Regions from separate parts of the Homo sapiens genome. Here region 2 is linked to region 1. Evidence: chromatin contacts called from ENCODE Hi-C data. All regions are on one chromosome and are shown on one strand. Each heading gives the region's core, a stretch centred on a gene start or an enhancer-like site at or near the end of the contact. The rest is flanking DNA. Distances are from core to core; before and after follow the strand shown. Region 1 holds the start of CPEB2 (cytoplasmic polyadenylation element binding protein 2). Region 2 has its middle 14 kb from the start of SNORA75B.

What was found. A loop is a pair of places that touch in the nucleus more often than their neighbours do. Pooled maps may share reads with other maps.
Region 2: a loop to region 1 is called in a map of CD4-positive, alpha-beta memory T cell, with 13 times the contacts of the local background. The contact joins the enhancer-like site here to the promoter of CPEB2 in region 1. A Hi-C loop is called at or near these places in 3 of 168 maps with a recorded cell type or tissue (CD4-positive, alpha-beta T cell, CD4-positive, alpha-beta memory T cell and naive thymus-derived CD4-positive, alpha-beta T cell) and 8 of 50 pooled maps.

What each region holds. Positions count from the first base shown.
Region 1 is chr4:14,999,286-15,005,368 of GRCh38, reverse strand. CPEB2 (cytoplasmic polyadenylation element binding protein 2) reads right to left here and starts at 2,888. Exons shown (of 12, transcript NM_001177382.2): 1 at 1,034-2,888. The coding sequence starts at 2,695. It overlaps CPEB2-DT (CPEB2 divergent transcript), which reads left to right and starts at 3,324. Exons shown (of 8, transcript NR_038857.1): 1 at 3,324-3,431; 2 at 3,644-3,743; 3 at 4,140-4,208. C1QTNF7-AS1 (C1QTNF7 antisense RNA 1) reads left to right here. Exons shown (of 6, transcript NR_125911.1): 6 at 212-427. RefSeq lists enhancers at 442-1,008, 3,850-3,899 and silencers at 450-1,049, 1,430-1,639, 1,740-1,889, 1,940-2,249, 2,750-3,609.
Region 2 is chr4:17,332,543-17,338,101 of GRCh38, reverse strand. No RefSeq gene overlaps it. Among named protein-coding and RNA genes, the nearest start is that of SNORA75B, 14 kb to the right of the region's middle. Within about 2 kb of position 1,466, at least 6 of the 41 ENCODE cell types and tissues checked have a DNase peak (open chromatin) inside an H3K27ac peak, as active enhancers do.

The DNA.
Region 1 (6,083 bases), core at 1,639-4,138:
CACACGGCCCACATATTCCCTTGTAGAAGGTTAAGGCAACCAAAAAATGTACCGAAAGTCTACGAGGAAACACACCAATCCCAGATCCAAGTTCAGTTTTGTCTTAAAACCCACAAAACATGACCCCAACATTGAAAAGCACAGAAACTAAGACATTCGTGGGATATCTCGGTTTGAACCCGAGCGGTCACTAACAGTTTCTCTTTCCCAGTCCTGTGACAGCCAAGGAGGCGGCCCCGCGGGAACCAGGTCCTGCGAGGAGGGCGGTCGGCCGCTCCCTCCCGACTCCCTCCTGGGCCGGCGGCCCAGGGTGCGGCGCTGCCAGCAGGTTGATCGGGCGGAGCTTTGGGAGCGGCTCGACTGACCGCCCGAGGGGCTGAGGCTTCAAGGCGAGATCACCGCCGGCCAAATAAGAATAAACAAACTCCAAAGAAAAAAAAAAGCCTTTCCGCCTTCCCTCATTGGACAGCGAGACAGAGTCTTGGGCTCCTCCGCACGCACCTTCTCCAGCAATCATTTTTCCCCTGCCCAAGTTCACTTCCCACGGCCGCTCTTCCGAGGCCCCCGGCCAGCCCCCGGTCCTCGCCGCGCCTCCCCGCGTCGGGGGTCCGGGGCGGCGGCCCTCCAGGCCCAGGGCACAGGGCGGATCCCGGGGTGCGCCAGCTAGGAGGGCCGGGTTGAGACGCCGCGCCCGGCCGCCCGCGGCCCCGGCGCTATTCGGCCCCTGCCCCAGTCCCCACTGCTGCGCCGGGACGTTCGAGGGGGCGCCCGGCCAGCCGCGGCTCCCAGCGCGAACTCGTCTCCCACGCCCCCACAGCCCACGGTGGCCACTGCCCTCCCAACCCACCGGGGGCTGGGGTTCCGAGTCCTGTCACGGTTGTCCGCCCTCAGTTCCACTCTCACTTGGGCGAGTGGCCCCCGTCGCGGCTTCTCTCGGGGCTAAGGTCGGGTCCCCGGCTGCCCTGCCCCCGCCTCCGTCCCCCGCCCATGGTCTCCCGGTCCCGCGGCGCGGCCAGGCCGCCGCCCGCCGTACCTGGTGGTGGTTATAGGAGTTCCTCTGCTGCAGGAAGGCGGCGGCCGCCGCCTGGTGCTGCTGCTGGAGCTGCGGGCTGACGGGCGACCTCCGGCTCTGCGGCTGCTGCGGCGCCGCGGGCGGCGGGGGCTGCTGTTGAGGTATATTCATGGCGGGCGGCGGCGGAGGGGGCACAGCGGTAGCCGAGAAGGGGCCGCCGAAGCCGCCGCCGCCGCCGCCGCTCGTCGGAACGCTGAGCCCAGTGCAGCCGTGCGGCGACACGGGCGAGAAGCTAGGGAAGAAGGCCGGGTTCATGGACGACGGCAGCCCGGGGTAGAAGCCGTTCTCTGAGTCGGGGCTGGGCGGCGGCATGGCGCTGAGCGAGCCGCCGCTGCCGCCGCCCGGGGTGGTGGCAGACGAGCCGGGCGGCTGCGGCTGCGGCTGGGGCGGCTGCTGGGGTGGCGGCGGCTGCTGCTGCGGCTGGGTCGGCGGCGGCTGCTGGGGCTGGGGTGGCGGCGACGCGGTCTGCACCGACCAGGGGGTGCCGAAGCCGGGCAGCGGCGGCGGCGACGCGGAGCCGCCTCCCCCTCCGCCTCCTGGGGGCCCCCCGCCCCCGCCGCCGCCGCCGCCGCCCGGGTGTGGAAGGTCCGGGCTCTGCAGGCTGCTGAAGGCGCCCGCGCCAAGCGCACCTCCGGGCAGGAGGTTACTGGGACTGTTGAGCAGAGGGTGGTTGGGGGACTCCATGGAGCCCGGCGCGGGGTTCACCGGCGTCGAGGAGGCCAAGCCCGCATTGGGGGACTCGGCGGCGCTGCCCTCGCCCGCGGCTGGGGTCTTGCGAGGGCTGCCCGCGCCTCCGTGGCGGCGCCGCGGGGCTGCAGGCGGCGAGGGAGGGAGCTGCGGGAGCGGGGGCAGGTCTGCCGGACGCTGCCGCGGGGCGAAGTCCTGCGGCGAGAGGTGCTGCTGATGCAGGAGGCTGAACTGCTGCGGCGGCTGTTGCTGCTGGCGCTGAGCGAGCTGCGCCGGCTGGAGGAGCGGGCCGGCTGGCGGCGGCGGCGGGCTGAACCGACCGGGGCAGTGGAGCGGCGGAGGCGGCGGCGGCGGCTTCGAGTCCGGAGGGTGGGGAAGGTGGGGAGGGCTGAACTCTTTCCTCTTCTGGCTGCTCAGCTGCTGCTGCTGCCGCTTACTGAAGTCCTGCGGGGAGGAGGTGCGGCAGCAGCAGCAGGAGGAGGCGGAGGAGGAGGAGGGGTGGTGCAGACTCGGTTTGAAGTCCTGGGAGGGGAGGAGGTGGGTCACACCCGCGATCGTGCCGCCGCCGGGGTGGTGGTCGGGGAGTTTCTCCGTGGCCGCCGCCCCCGAAAGCGGCCGCGCCGGCTGCTGTGTCAGCCCCAGAAGCAGCTCATCCTGCATGGTCTGCTGATGCGCCAGGAACGGGGAGGAAGAGGAAGCGGCGGCGGCCGGGCTGCCCGCGCCGCCGCCGAGGGGGACGGAGAAGGGGGAGGCGGCCTCTAAGAAGCCGGTGACAGGCAACGGTGGTGGCGACAGTGGGCCGAAGGGCGTGGCGGAGGGCAGCGGGTTGACGGACCCCACGGCGTAAGGACCATACGCCTCGCCGCAGAACAGGGGCCCAGGACTGCTACTTCGGAGCGGGGCGGTCTGCAGCACCCCAAACCCGAAATCCCTCATTTATCAGGCCGCCGGCAGCGGGAGGAGACGCTCCTCGTCCCCTGCCCCACCTAGGAAGCCGCCGGCGCTGGGGTTGCGCGGCCGTGGTGGAAGGAGGGGGAGTCAGTGAGAGAGGGACACCGTGACTGAGCCAGGGGGCACCGACTTCGGCCCCACCACCCCTCGCGGCGATCGCCGCCGCCGCCGCCGTCGCAGTCGCCGTAGCCGCCCTGGCCGCTTAAGAACCCCGGAACGTGCGTCAGCGCCACCTCACAATCGCGCCGCCCCCCGCGGTGCGTCCCGGCACGCGCGGGCGCGAGGCCACCGCGTCCCCGTCGCCCCTCCCCGCCCCTCATTACTATGCAGACGCAGCCGAGGGCGCGCTCGCGCTCCCGGGAGGGCGGGAGCGAGCGGCGTGTCCCGTTGGGTCTCTCCGCTCCCGGGGAAATGGACAGGCCGGTTGGGGTGGGGGTCGGCTGGCAAACAGTGGTCGGGAGCATTGGGCGGGCGCGCGCACGAGGGCAAGCACGCGCGGGAGGGAGGGACGGTTCCTGGGCAACGGCCCCTCCTTGGCGCGGGATCCGCGCAGAGTCTGCCTGGGTCGCACGCGTCTCCGCCCCTCGCGGTGCCTCCTCCTTCCTGTCACCTCGGTTCCGCCCTGGGTGGGGAGAAGCCCTGCTGCACCACTCGGGCTTCCCAGAGCGGGGCTGGCCCGCGGGGGAAACTGAGGCCCGGGACCCCGACCGGCGCCTGCACTGTGCGACCCGCGTAGAAATAGGCGCCCGAGGGGCCCCCAGCGCAACGCGGGAGCCCGGCCCAGCCCGGGGGTCCTGTGGTGAACTAGCGTCTGGGCTCTGCCGGCTTGAAGTCCGCTGAGCGCCTCGCCGCGCACCTCTAGACCCCGAGTCCCCGATCTAGGGCCTCCTTGTAGCCCTAGGTAGCGCCCTCTAAGCTTGTTTCTGTTTTTAGGCGCTGGTAGGAGTGCTGTCACCGACGTCGTAGAGCCGCCGAGGGTGTTTCTGTAGGGTAAACATGAAGCCTCGGCTATATTCCAGGCATTTTCACTTGGGTAAGAAGGAACAAAGTCCCTGGAACAAACACGCTCCGCGTGGTTATTTACACACTCGGATGCGTGGAACGGGTTCCACGGCGAGCTCCCATAGTAACCCCGGGCCAGCTCCGCTTCATAAAAGCCTTTCGTGTGCCATCAGGGCTGCAGCGTGGGACTCCTCCCCACCACATTCATTCCGGCGTCCCCGCCCCTTCCCCCCAGGGAGACTCTAATTTATTCCTAAGCTTTATGAATTTTCAAGGGAGAAATAGTTCTTACATCAGGGAAAAAAGGAGGTTCTGACTCAGCAGCAGACTTGTTGAGACTTGCAAAATGGAAGGGAGAGAGCTTTCCATGGTAGAGCTCTTTAGAAGCATTAGAGGAGGAACTAATCCTGTGTTTCCTTTTGTATAGAAACATTTTACATAAAGTATTTGAAGGTCTAGATAAAGAATAACAGAGTGATCCATACTACATGATGAGGTGAACTTTATGTTTCTGTTTTGTAATTTTAACTGTTTTGCTTGATGCTTAGAGAAATGAAACTATTAAATGAATCCTAGAATATAGACTCAAACCCCCAAAGCAATAGAAGGTGGATTCAGACTTTACTTGATTTTGGTTTACAAGTGAACTAAGATTAAATATTTAATTTTATAAATTAGCATACTCTTACTGATGTAGGCAGAGTGTACATTTTTATAAGTCCTCATTCTCTATTTGAATTCTACTTCTGTTCAGTGTCTCAAATTTATATAAATCGAAATAAACATGGTAGAAAGAGAGCAACATTGCCCCAGGGAACTATACTTCATGTATAATGTTTATCTCTGCTATCCTGTCCAATGAACCAAGTTTTATGTTGCCTTTACAATAAGGAAAAAGTACTTTTTAAAAAACTCAAATGGTTCAGAATTTGGTCAGGTGAATAGAAAATTGGTTCAACTTATTAATCTCAAAATCATTTTTAACAGTCAGGCAAAATGTAGAACTGGAGAAGTATTTTTATTCTAAATTACAATGTCTAGAAAATAACCTGAGCTCAGAATTTAAAATATAAATGGTTATTTTCAGAGTATATATTGACATATTAAATATTCATTTTTTAAAAGGTATTGTGCAGGAAAAAAAACTACTTCTGCAACTAAGGAATGTAAAGTCTTAACAACGGATGATTTTTTTCCAAGTACAGTTGTATTTGATTGGAATCATTTGCAGATCCAACAACAAATCTTGAAATAGGGGGAAAATACAGGTATAAACCTTAGCTCAATTATCCACTAACACCGCAGTTAGTAAAGAGGAGAGAGCACATACTTTTAAAAGCTAACTGGTGCCTTTCTGGGCTAGAGTTTTGAACAAAAACAAGATTTCTTAGTGCTCTGGTACTAGTTTTGTCTTAGAGGATTTAGAGCTCTCTGAAACGGGGAAAAGCCATCAAGTTTGTTATTACATAATAATGTCAAACTTCATATTAAATACACCAAATTCCAAATCCTGCCAGGGCCTCTACTCACTACTTTTGTGAGGGCCCCATTTTTTTAGAGCAGAAAGTTACTTTCTGACATCTTGTAAGCTGGTGATCTTGCCCTTATTGAAAATATTCAAATGAAAAGGTTTCCTAGGGTGGAGAGTGGAGTGGGGTAGGGAGAAGGAGCAGCAAATACTGAGGAGGGACTATGGTCCTCTAGCAGTTTCCATGCCAAGATCTTATGAGTCCATTCAATGATTTTTTTGGTTTTTTACATGAAAATATTTTGACTCATGATCATTAACTAGGACCTTGACTTTGTATTTGACAGTCCCTTATTCATTTACTCCCACTGTCCTGGGCAAGTATTTTTAAAAGTATTTTTGCTACAACCCAATATATGTGCAAGTACACACTCATGCAACTGAAATAAAGCTGCTATTAAGCAATTCTTTTAATAATGCAACAAACTCCTTTTTATAATTCTATTTTCATTTTAAAATCACGTTTGATCTCAAATTACAAAGTTGGTTTTAACACCCTCTATCAGATTATGAACTGAAAAACCACTGTCCTAGACCATTTCAAACATTCTGCTCAATCTGAAAACCTCTTGTCACATCTCTCCTACATGCATCTGCTAGCATGTAGCACTCTCAGCTGCTGAGCTACATGCTTATTTCACTGAGAAAAAAGAAGCAACCACAGGAAAACTTCCACAGTCTCCCTGCATCTGTCCCTGCACACCTTGCCTTCCCTCTCGATACAATGGATGGCCCATCTGCCCATACTCCTGTCTAAGGCCAGCCTCTCCACTGGCGGAGCAGATCCTACCTCTAACCTACTCAAGACATGGGCTCCAACAGTTTTCTCTCTCTGTCCTTCAT
Region 2 (5,559 bases), core at 217-2,716, 2.3 Mb before region 1:
TCTAAGTGTGAGCTTTTGTGGGCCCAGTTTCAATTCATATTGCCTCATTTTCTCAAGTACCCTAGTGGATAAAAGAAGGCTGGGCATGGTAGCTCACGCCTGTAATTCCAGCACTTTGGGAGGCCAAGGCAGGAGGATCACCTGAGGTCAGGAGTTTGAGACCACCTGGCCAACATGGCAAAACGCTGTCTCTGCTAAAAATACAAAAATTAGCCAGGCATGGTGGCATGCGCCTGTAATCCCAGCTAGTTGGGAGGCTGAGGCACGAGAATCACTTGAACCCAGGAGGTGGAGGTTGCAGTGAGCCAAGATCGCACCACTGCACTCCAGCCTGGACAAAAGAGTAAGACTGTGTTTCAAAAAAATATATGTCATTCTGTATAAAATAGATGGCATGGTTTTACTCATTTCCTCACTGATTTCCTCTAGGATGACATATTTGAACACGTTTTGTATGCCTGGCCCTATCCTAGGCACTAGGAGCTCTCAAATTGCTCACGGGAAGCTGACAGCAACCCAAAATGCAATATTAACATTGTAGGAATGAAGAGTATGGACGATAGAATATTACTGTAAAGGAGGGAGAGATTAGATTGGCCTGCAAAGAGCAAGTGAAAGATCATGGAGGTATTTGGACTGGGGCCTTAGATTTACCAAGGGATTCAGGCAGAGGGAGTGGAATAAGGAGGCAAGGGTGCTAAAAGTCATTGCTTCCCAAAGGCTGGCTCATGTAGGATCAAATTGTTGAATGATGAATTTACTTAAAATTCAATTCACTTTCCCCATTCCCCCCAACTTTTTATTTTGAAAAATTTCCACATTGTCTCACTCTCTCACACTCAGTTTTTCTTTTAGCTGAACATTTGTAAACTGCAGACATGATGACACCTCAGCCCAAAATTCCAGCAAAGGTCTCCTATGAATAAGGACAATCTACCCCATAACCACAATACCATCAGTACACCTTTGTGTGTGTGTGTTTTTGCACACTTTTCAGGGGCTTATTATTGTTTAGTCTTTTCAGGATTTTAAAAACAATAAAACAAATTAAACAAGTAGGTTACATTATAACAAAATGCAAAGGCAAAGTGACCGAAGTGTTCAAGAGTAAATAAAACAGAGGGCTATAGGCATAATGAACAACAAGAAAACCCCTTCATTTATGAAATGCTGCAAATTGGCTCTGAGTGAAATGAGCTGGAAACACAAATTACTTTGATGTGGTTTGAGTTCAGGTGTCTCTTGCTGCCAGAGAGCGTGTGAGGCGGATGTGACTCAGAGAGAATGGGTCTCGGGGTTCAGATTTTATCCCCAAGGCAAAGGTGAGAGGAAAGTTTTAAACATGACAGTGACATCATCAGCTATGTGAGAGGTGGCTCTGCATCTCTAGGCGGATGGACGGAGAGGCTGTGGGAAGTGGCAGGCTGGCCGGGCGTGAGGCTTTGGCAGTCGCAGGAGGGAAGATAAAAATGGCCTGAACCAGGGCTCGGGGCCTGGCCAGGAAGGACGTCACTGTGGTGAATCAGAGGAAGCCCACCATCTGCCTCAGGCCCTCTGACCTTCTGGAAAACTACTGAGTTGTGTCAAAATTACAACAATAAACTATGGAGTTCTCAATGGTGCCTTTCCCCCCGTCATGGAGAAAACTAATCATGTTGCTAATTGGCATGCCTCTTATTTTGCATAGACACATTCCTAATAATAAAAATACCTGCAGTGTCCCAGGAATGTGAAATGCCTTCATTTGGTTTGCTTTCACTGCAAAAAATCTAATAATTTTTTTCAGGGTAGAGATGGGTGGTAGTTGACTTAAAGAGTAAGAATATTACCTACCTCAGCACAATTAGCAAATCAGTTATGGTGGGACTAGATATTGACTTTTGCTTTAATTAGGTATCAGGAAAGATACCATTCCTGGAGGCCAGCATATTTTCATTTTTATTCGGATAGCTCTCAAGTGTCTGATGAAGTAAGTAAGAAAATGTCTTGAGGAGAAATGGGTTTGTTAAAGATAACATGTGTGATTTCAAACCTGAAAATGTGTTGTAGATAGACAAGAAAAGGTCCTCCTTCTTTAATTACTACTGCTCGAAATTAACAACACCATCATCAGTGTATTGATTGTGCAGGAAAATGTGTTTACTCATGACATGCTCACAGATGCTCTGTGCTGGGAGTTGGGCTCTTAAGAGGACCTACTTGGGAGGGCAGTGAGATCAGGATTGGGGGTGGGGGCATCCTGGAACTTGCAAGAGCTGCTCCTGGGGTTGGATGTGGAAGAAAGGAGGAACTTGCAGGTCGAGAGGACTGGGAGTGAACGAACAGGTGTCACAGATGCAGAGGCTACACAAAGTCATGGAATCCAACTGGACTCCACGCTGGGGAGTGGGATGTAACAGATAAGGGGAAAGTGGGAGAAACAGGGCAGCCAAGTCAAGAGCATGAGCTGGCTTAGGCCAGTAGAATGCTGACTAGACCACATTGGGTGATTTACCCCGCTTGGGGGTGAGGCTGGGAAGGGGGCACTTACTTGAGGGGTGGTGGTGAAGCAGTTTAGACATTTAAGGGGATTTCCAAAAGGAAACCAAATCATAAACAGAAAATACTTTGACTCAGGTATATAGGCATCATATGTGTGTTCATATTGCACTTCACAGTGATCCCCTTATTTCTGTTTCCTAGAGCTGCTGTAACTGATTACCGCAAACATGGTGGCTGAAAACAAGAGAAATTTATTCTCTTACAATTCTGGGGACCAGAAGTCTGAAAGCAAGAAGTCAGCAGGGGTGGTCCCCCAGGCGGTTCCGGGGAAGAGTCCGTCCTTGCCTCTCTCTTAGCTTCCGGCGGCTCTGACCATCCTTAGTGATCCTTGGCTTGTGGACGGATCGCTCCAGTCTCTGCCTCTGTCTGCACAAGGCTTTATCCCTGTGTGTCTGTCTGTGTCTGTGTGTCTGAAAGGTCCCTGTTCCTTTCTCTCACCATCCTTGAATTTAGAGCCTGTTGTAAATCCAGCATGATCACATGCCGAGATCCTTAATTACACCTGCAAAATCCTATTTCCAAATAAGGTCACATTCACAGATACTGAATGGGGGTGGGGTGGGTGGAGGTGGGGAGGCTTAGGACTTGGACATAGCTTTTTGAGGCCCCTGTTCACCCCTGTTACCAAGTGTATTAGTCTGTTCTCACATTGCTATAGAGAACTATCTGAGACTGGGTAATTTATAAAGAAAAGAGGTTTAATTGACTCACAGTTACACAGGGTGTACAAGAAGCAAGGCCAGGTAGGCCTCAGGAAACTTAACAATCATGGCAGAAAGCAAAGGGTAAGCCGGCACATCCTACATGGCTGGAGCGGGAGGAAGAGAGAGAGAATGGGGAGGTGCTACATACTTTCAAACAACCAGATCTCATGAGAACTTACTCACAAGACAGCACTAGGGGAATGGTGCTAAACCACTAGAAACCACCCTTGTGATCCAATCATCTCCCACCAGGCCCCACCTCCAGTACTTGGGATCACAATTCAACATGAGATTTGGTTGGGGACACAGAACCAAACCCTATTGCCAGGAGTAAGAATAAGATACTGTACTACTTATCCATCTTGTGCTCTAGACTCTGCAAGGAGAAAACTGAAAAGGATGAAAAAGACACAGAATGTGCCCACAAGTTGCTCATACTCTAGTGGCAGGGAGGCAGGCAGGCCCTACAGTCCAGTGTGGGACTGGGCAGTAGTGTGGCCAGGGGCAGGAAAAAATGAGTAAATTTGCTATGAGACCCCAAGTCAGGAGGGTACCAATCTTAGCCTGGGGTCAGGCTGGGCTGGGCTGGAAAGTGTTCCTGGAGGAGATGCTGGCAGTAAAGAACAGAACAGGGTGTGAAAGGTGGGGAGAGGCTTTCCAGATGGAAGATACAGCCTATGCACAGGTGCAGTCAGAGGCAAGGGGAAGAGAGCACGGTGCAGGTCGGAGCCATGGGTCTGAATGGAAAGCAGAGTCTGAGGCAGGATGGAGGGAAATGGGGCAATGAGGTAGGGAGGGCTCCAGGCACCAAGAGCCCGGCATATCAAGGCAGGAATTGGGACCTTGCCTTTAGAGCAGTGAGAAATCATGAAAGTGCCTTGAAAACTACCAATTATTCTAGAAATGTGAATAAATGTGACTAACACTTTTTGCTGTATGCTGGACATTTGTACTTAGTAAAAGGAATTATTTGCAAGAAATATAATTTTGGCACTAGAAGGAAAATATGAATGCTTTGGTATTGCTAAAATTACTTTTTTGAGCCAGCCCGACATTAAATTTGAAAAGAAAAATATTTAAGAAGAATGACTGAAAATGAGCCCCATCTCCTGGTAGGAGAGAAAATGCGGGAAGGCTGACTAGCAGAATGGCAGTTGTGGTTCTGTTCAAATAGGACAGGGGCACCAGGACAGTGACTATCCCCAGGAGATCTCCAAGGAGATCAAAGCAAGGAGTAAGGTAGGGCCCCAGCCTGGAGAAGCACAGGGCCCTAGACAGGGCAACTGGACAGTTAGGAAGAGAGATTCAAGCTCAAGCCTCATCGTTGGGCTGGATCAAGGTGCCAGGCTGGGGTTGCTGGTCCCCAGTGATTACTTAGCCTCCTCTATGCAGATAGCAAGGCTTCCATTGTTTATGGACACGACTGTTCACCCACTTAGCCAGACTAGGGCACTAGAAATGAAGCGTTACTAAAACCTTCTCCCTTCTCTCTCACACCCTACCTCTTGTTGCTTGCGAAGTTTTGTTGATTTTACTTCTGTTCACTCATCCCCATTCCCTACTACACTGTGTGGTTCGGCACCTTTGGCTCTCATGTGGACATAGTTCTCTTCTCCTAGCTGGACCTCACTCCTCCAGTCACTCTATGGCTCCAATACATCCTCCATGTAGCAGCCGAAATGCCCTTTCTAAAACACCAGGAGTCTGTCTCTCCAGTTTATTCTTCACCCCATGGCTTCTGCCCTCTCTTTACTCCAAGCTCCCACCAGTACTCCCAATATAGCCTGTGACGCAGACACCACAGCCCACCTCATTCCCTGAGAGGCGTGCTCCTTTACACACCTGTGCCCATTACCCATTCTGTCGCCTCCGCCAAGACCTCAACTCATCTTCAGGACTGGCTCCAGTGTCTCGTTTTGCAGGAATTCTGTGCTCCATCAAAGCCACAGTCTATTTATGGGCCATTGCTCCCACTGGACAGTGGGTTACCAGGAGGGCAGGGGTCCCTTCATGACGTTATCCTTAGCATCCAGCCAAGCGCCTGACCTATGATGACGACTCAGTGAACAATGGATGAATAAAGGGTGTATATTTACTTTCTAACAGGGGCCTTTACAGTCCCAACTTTAACATATGACTGTGGTAGGATGTCAAGGTCTAAAGCACACTAGGGGGAGATCTCCCTCCACTCTCCTGGCATCATGCTTTCTAAATTGATTCTTCAGTGCTAGTGTACAGAACTGTGCTGTCCACTCTAGAAGCCACTGGCTGCACGTGGCTATGAAACCCTTGAAACATAGCCACTCTAAAATGT